Regions from separate parts of the Homo sapiens genome. Here region 2 is linked to region 1. Evidence: chromatin loops called from intact Hi-C (ENCODE). Cell type or tissue: heart left ventricle. All regions are shown on one strand. Links, peaks and the distances in the headings refer to the core of each region. The heading gives the core; the rest is flanking DNA.

Region 1 (2,903 bases), core at 288-2,787:
GTAGGGAAGGAGCCATTGGTCGCCTGATACTCCAGCAAGGAGTCTGGGGGGTGTCTGGTTAATTGTATTGGAATTAGGGGGCAACTGAGGCTGCCAGGGGCTTGTACCCAGCTCCTTCCTGTTTTCCCATTGCCTTTTGTCACCTATTCCTTCCTTTCCTGGTCTTGATTCCCACTAGCAGGCTCCTCATTGGCCTTCTGTCCTCAAATTTGGATTCTGGAAGTACAGAGTGATGCTCTGATCTATTCTGAATTGAAGGGGGCATGTGTCCCAGCCCACCTCACCCCAAGGCCAGGTTGTAGCCTTTACTCTCGCTCCCTGCTCACAGCTTCGCAGCCCGAAGGAGCTGAAACAAGTTTGCAAAGTGTGAGCTGGGATTTGAGGTGACCCACCGCAGCCGACCCCATCGCACACGCAGCAGCTGGGCAGGCGCTGCTGGGTAGACGGACATGCCACCCAGCCAGGGACATTCTGTCCGCCACTGCCAGACACAACTCCCGCTCCGGAGAGACCCACTTCGCTACCCGGACATTCTGTCCGCTCCGAGCCCCATGCACCGCGGACATTCTGTCCGATTCTGAGGCGGCCTCAAGTCAGGACCCTTCTGGGCCCAGACACCCCAAGCCAGATCCACTATACCCGCCGCCTGGTCACTCTGATCCGCACAGCGGCCATCTGACTCAGTCGCGGCCGGGCTCTCACAACACAGCTCCTATTCCAACTGCGGAGCAGCTGGGAAGAGAAGCGTGTGCGACCAGGCGCACCCCGGCTCCCAGCCCCAGGAGTCTGAGCCTAGGCCGAGGGGCATCGGGCGCCGTCAACTGCCCCCACACTGGGGGCCGCCCCGCCAGCTCCCCCGCTGGCCAGGGCCTCTGTAACCCCTTTCGCTCCCTGGCCGCCTGCCCCGTGCCCTGGGATTCCAGGGCGCTTTCTGGTAATGGTTTCCAGACTCCCTACTCCCTGCCTCGCGAAGCCCCTATCCTGGTTTCAAGTCTCCGGCTTCGTTCCGGATCCTCTGAGTCTCCCCCTTCCCTATCCCCTGGTTCTTACCCTGAGTTTCCCTTTTCCCAAGTCCTGGCCCCAGGTCTGCAGTCCGCCCTCCCATTCTCGACCTGTTCCCAAGGCACCGGAGTTCAGCTGCCCCAGGTCTCGTTTTAGGGATTCCAAGGTCCAGCAATAGCTCCTCGGCCCCATGAGCCCCTGTCCTTAGAATGGTCAAACACTCACAGTGCGTCCTGCAACAGGCAGACTCCCAGTAGCGGCGGCTGCGGCGGCGATCTAGAGGGCAGGCAGGGGCCAGGGGCCGGGCACCCGGCCGGAGTGGGGGCCGCCCCCCTGCTCCCGGGCCGCCTCTCCGCTCGGGCGCTCCTGGACTCTCGGAGGGAGTGAGCCTCACCGCGTACTGCCACCCCCAGCCGGCGCCCATTCACTTTATGGCAGACCAGGGCGCCCCCAGCCCGCCGCGGCGAGCCGCGCGCGTCAGGCCCCGCCCCTTTCCAGCTGCCCTGCTGGGGCTCCGCCCTTTCCAGCTGTGGATCTCCAGGCCCCGCCTTTGAGGGAGGGGTCTGGCCGGCGAGACGCCAAGAACCCCGCCCTCTGGCCAATCAGAAGCGCTCTTCAGCAACTCGGCCGCGCCCCTCCCCACGTGGCAGAGACCGCGCTCCGGCTAGGACGCTTAGGCAGAGCCAAGTGGGCGAGAGTAGAGTGGTCCCGGTAGCCACGGGTAAAAGGGATCGGCTGGCAGCGAAGTGGGTTGGGCCGCTACCCCGAGGAAAGTGGATCGGCGCCAGGTGGGAAGGCGCACGGGGCCGCCGGGTCTCAGCGCTCAGACTTCTCTGCCACTCAAGTTTCGCCGATTTTCTCCACTTGTCGCTGTCCGTCTCTCCTCCCTTTTGTCTCTGTTCCAATCCTCCCACGTCTCGCCTTTCTTTCCTCTTCTTTCTCCTCAGCCGCTTCGCTCCTGCTGTTTACCATTCTCCTTCCTCTGCCACTTTAAAAGACTCATTTCTCTTTCTCTCTGCTCCTCTTTCCTCATATCTTTCCTCTTCTTCATTTCCCCCTTCTTCTCCAAGGAAGGTGACTTCGTGGAGACAGCAGGGTTTGGAATGATACAAACCAAAGTAGTATTCCAACGCTGCCACGAACTGCACCATCACTGAGTGAACTTGGACGAGTAACTATCATCTCCCTCCCCGCGCAAAACAATTAAGAGGAGGTTCCTGCTGGATCTCAGGGCTTGGGCTGGGCACTCCAAAGGCATTGCCTTTCAGTCTGTACCCTTGTCTTGCTTAGGCTGTGCTCTCCCTCCTTCAGCAGGGCTGGTTTCCCGCTGGTGGTACCAGGTTAAGTCCTGTGGGCAAGGTGTGGCCTTGGTGCCTGCTGGTTAGGAATTTGCAAGGGACAGGACAGATGACCAAGGAACATCCTGGCAGACTGTGACTTCGGCCCTCTCTGACTTAGGCCTCAATTTCCAGGAAACAGGCTCCTTCTCTTCTCCCAGTTAGGCTATGTTGCTTGGGTGCTCCGAAGAGCCTAAGCCCAGGCCAAACACTGTGGCTCATGCCTGTAATCCCAGCACTTTGGGAGGCCGAGGCGGGCGGATCACAAGGTCAGGAGATTGAGACCACCCTGGCTAACACGGTGAAACCCCATCTCTACTAAAAAATACAAAAAATTAGCCGGGCTTGGTGGCGGGTGCCTGTAGTCTCAGCTACTGGGGAGGCTGAGGAAGAAGAATGGCGTGAACCCAGGAGGCAGAGCTTGCAGTGAGCTGAGATCGCGCCACTGCACTCCAGACTGGGCGACAGAGCAAGACTCTGTCTCAAAAAAAAAAAAAAAAAAGAGCCTAAGCCCAGTCACACAATATGCCCCTAAGGCAAATCTGAGCAGTCATGTCTTGACTG
Region 2 (2,903 bases), core at 131-2,630, 93 kb after region 1:
GAATTGGGCCTAGTGCATTTCTTTATTTCATATCTCCTGTTGTATAGGGCAGGGTCTATCTGGGTTTGACCCTTAAGCCCAGGCTAGGAAATACAGGTATGGGACCTGTCCGTTGACAGTGTTTTCTGGAATCCGTTCCTGAACCAAGCCTAAATTCCCACCTGTCCATTCATAGGTCTGGAAAACTTTGAAGCTGATAAACGAAGGTATGGGAGGTTTGGCAGTTATTCCAGAGGCTTCTGGCTTTGCCAAAGTTTAGCTTTGATTATTCTTTGGACCACTACCCCTCTTTTTTTTTTTTTTCTTTTTGAAACAGGGTTCCACTCTGTTGCTCAGGGTAGAATGCAATGGTATGATCAGGGCTCACCTCAGCTTCCTGAGTAGCCAGGACCACAGGTGCGCATGCCTGGCTAATTTTTTCATATTTTGTGCAGCTGAAGTCTCACTATGTCGCCCAGGCTGGTCTCGAACTGCTGGGCTCAAGTGATTCTCCCACCTCAGCCTCCCAAAGTGCTGGGATTACAGGTGTAAGCCACCACACCTGGCCTGGACCACTACTCTTGATGTCCTCTAGTGACCAAAAAGAACACAGCTTCTTCCTACGGAGCTTACCATACATCAGACATTTTTGTAGATCACTATCAATCTTGACTTTTGCAAGAAATATATTCCTGGGGTGTACAGCATAGTCAGAAAAGTAGCATATGAGACCTAACACTTTCTCCTAAAATGGAATGTACAGATACAGACAGAAAAGCCTAAAACCAAAAAGCTTTTGTCGTCTGTCTCTGGATACAGAAATGTTAGAGGGGTAAATGAACTAATTTCTTTTTTTATCATGCTATGATTTATTAGTCTGTTATACATGATCCATCTTGTGAATGATGGCATTCTGTCTCCAGGAACATGGGCCAATATTTGCAGGGTAAAGAACATGCATGGGAGCAGGCTGGTGACCCTCTAGAAAGCAAGAAGAGAGAAGTAGACTCTGAGGGCAAAAAGGTCGAGACAGGCATTTCTGAAGCCAAATGGTGTTGAAATAACATACCGCAGGCCTTTTTCCTTGTCAGCGTAATCCAATTGAGAATGCCCAACTGCCCCTGATAAGAGTCACTCAGGAGTGAAGAGCTTTGCTACCAGGGAAAGCAGCTTATGTGTGCATTTTGGCTCAGGAATGTGCCAGCCCAATGCTGGCCAAATGAGAAAAGGCTGCTGCGGCCTGGAGAACACAGCCTCCTGGGAGGATGGTGGCTGTTCCCTTGTAGCTTAGGAGAGTATTCTGTTTTGTCCAAGGGCAGTGCTTGAGGCCACATGTTGAGGCCTTTGACATAGATTATCAGAGATGGTAGCAGCTCTGACATGAGAAGAGAAAATAATGTCAAGATTCAGCTGGGCGCAGTGGTTCATCCCTGTAATCCCAGCACTTTGGGAGGCCGAGGCGGGCACATCACGAGGTCAGGAGATCGAGACCATCCTAGCTAATAACGGTGAAACCCCGTCTCTACTGAAAATACAAAAAATTAGCCAGGCGTGGTGGCTTGCGCCTGTAGTCCCAGCTACTCGGGAGGCTGTGGCAGGAGAATTGCTTGAACCGGAGAGGCGGAGGTTACAGTGAGCCAAAATTGCACCATTGCACTCCAGGCTGGGTGACAGAGCGAGACTTCGTCTCAAAAAAAAAAAAAAAAGTCAAGATTCATCCCCATTTTGGAGAGGTCACCTCATCATTTGGGAAGACAAGAGGTGTGGGACATCTGCAGATTCTCAGACAGACATTGGGCCAAATTGACACTTCTGTTTTAATGTCATAATATGGGGAGTGAAGCACCCTGCCCAGTCGTATTGAGTACAGTATGAGCAGACCACCACCAAGACATCTCCAAAGGGCTTCACTTTGCTTTGGGTTGAAGTGACTCATGAGCCTCTCCAGAAATAATTTAATAATTCTTGTTGTAATTTGTCACTGACTGTCCAGAAATTGGATCCGGATTTGATTCTGGAAGGATCCGAAGTGTTTTCTCCAATGGGGGGTTAGATTTCCCCTCCTTGTGCCCTTTTTCCCCCAGATGACTGGCTCATCTTAGAACATGGACCAGTCACCTTCAGAGCACCTCTCTACCTAATCTGCACTCTGTGTTTACTGGACTGTTTGTGCCTTGAGGTTGACAGTCTTCCAGGGCGGGAATTTTGGCTGCTTGGCTGGGGTGTCAGATGTCTCCTTGGTTGTGAAATTATTCAGCCTGCTTACTATGAGCAGAATCATGGCACTTTTCTCCTGAAGGACTCAGGCAGTTTTCACTCTTCTGGAGAAGATCCAGACAATTGAATCTCAGTTCCCAGCCAGGCTGAACCGTGAGATAGGACACCAGAAACCTTTCTGTTCTAGCCTTGTAGGAAGCAGTAAAGTCGGATGGCTACGAGCAGAGCTTTTGGAGTTGGATGGACCTGGATTTGATTCCTGTTTCCACTACTAGCTAGTGCTATGATCTTAGCTGGTGGGGACATCTCGTTATCCTTTCCAAGCCTCATTTTTATCTTCAAAATGGGGTTAATTATGAAGAGTGAAGGTATGTAAAGTGCATAGCACTTGGCATGGCGCAGGTAATAAATGTTAATGAGTACTTTAATAATTCATTTTATTAAAAGGAAGCCTGTTCTTTCTCTGATACCTTGGAGAAAGCTGAAGCCCTCAGAAATTAAAAGTGCTATCCCAAATTGTACCGTAAATATCAACCACCCGTTATCTCAGTATTTATCCTTAACTTGTGTTTGTTTTATGGTTTAGGAGTCAAAGGTAGAATTTTTATATATATATTTACTTAAATCTTAAGAAATGAACTGGTGGCCAGGTGCAGTGGCTCATGCCTGTAATCCCAGCACTTTGGGAGGCCGAGGCAGGCAGATCA

Evidence for each region. A loop is a pair of places that touch in the nucleus more often than their neighbours do. Peaks named below come from ENCODE experiments on the same cell type or tissue, not always from the same donor. Only the 100,000 strongest peaks of a DNase experiment are listed, where the experiment ranks them.
Region 2: a loop joins it to region 1, with 3 times the contacts of the local background. A loop is called at or near these places in 26 of 110 quality-filtered maps.

The regions. Positions count from the first base shown.
Region 1 is chr10:102,240,106-102,243,008 of GRCh38, forward strand. It overlaps PITX3 (paired like homeodomain 3), which reads right to left and starts at 1,407. Exons shown (of 4, transcript NM_005029.4): 1 at 1,228-1,407. It also overlaps a transcript of GBF1 not described here. RefSeq lists a silencer at 1,269-1,558. In heart left ventricle, for the core only: a CTCF peak has its summit at 1,451; DNase peaks (open chromatin) are centred at 766 and 1,576; H3K4me3 peaks cover 2,101 bases.
Region 2 is chr10:102,333,180-102,336,082 of GRCh38, forward strand. The region is part of intron 3 of GBF1 (golgi brefeldin A resistant guanine nucleotide exchange factor 1); the gene reads left to right. Among named protein-coding and RNA genes, the nearest start is that of NFKB2, 61 kb to the right of the region's middle. In heart left ventricle, for the core only: no CTCF peak of the experiment used is centred there; a DNase peak (open chromatin) is centred at 1,192; H3K27ac peaks cover 2,240 bases.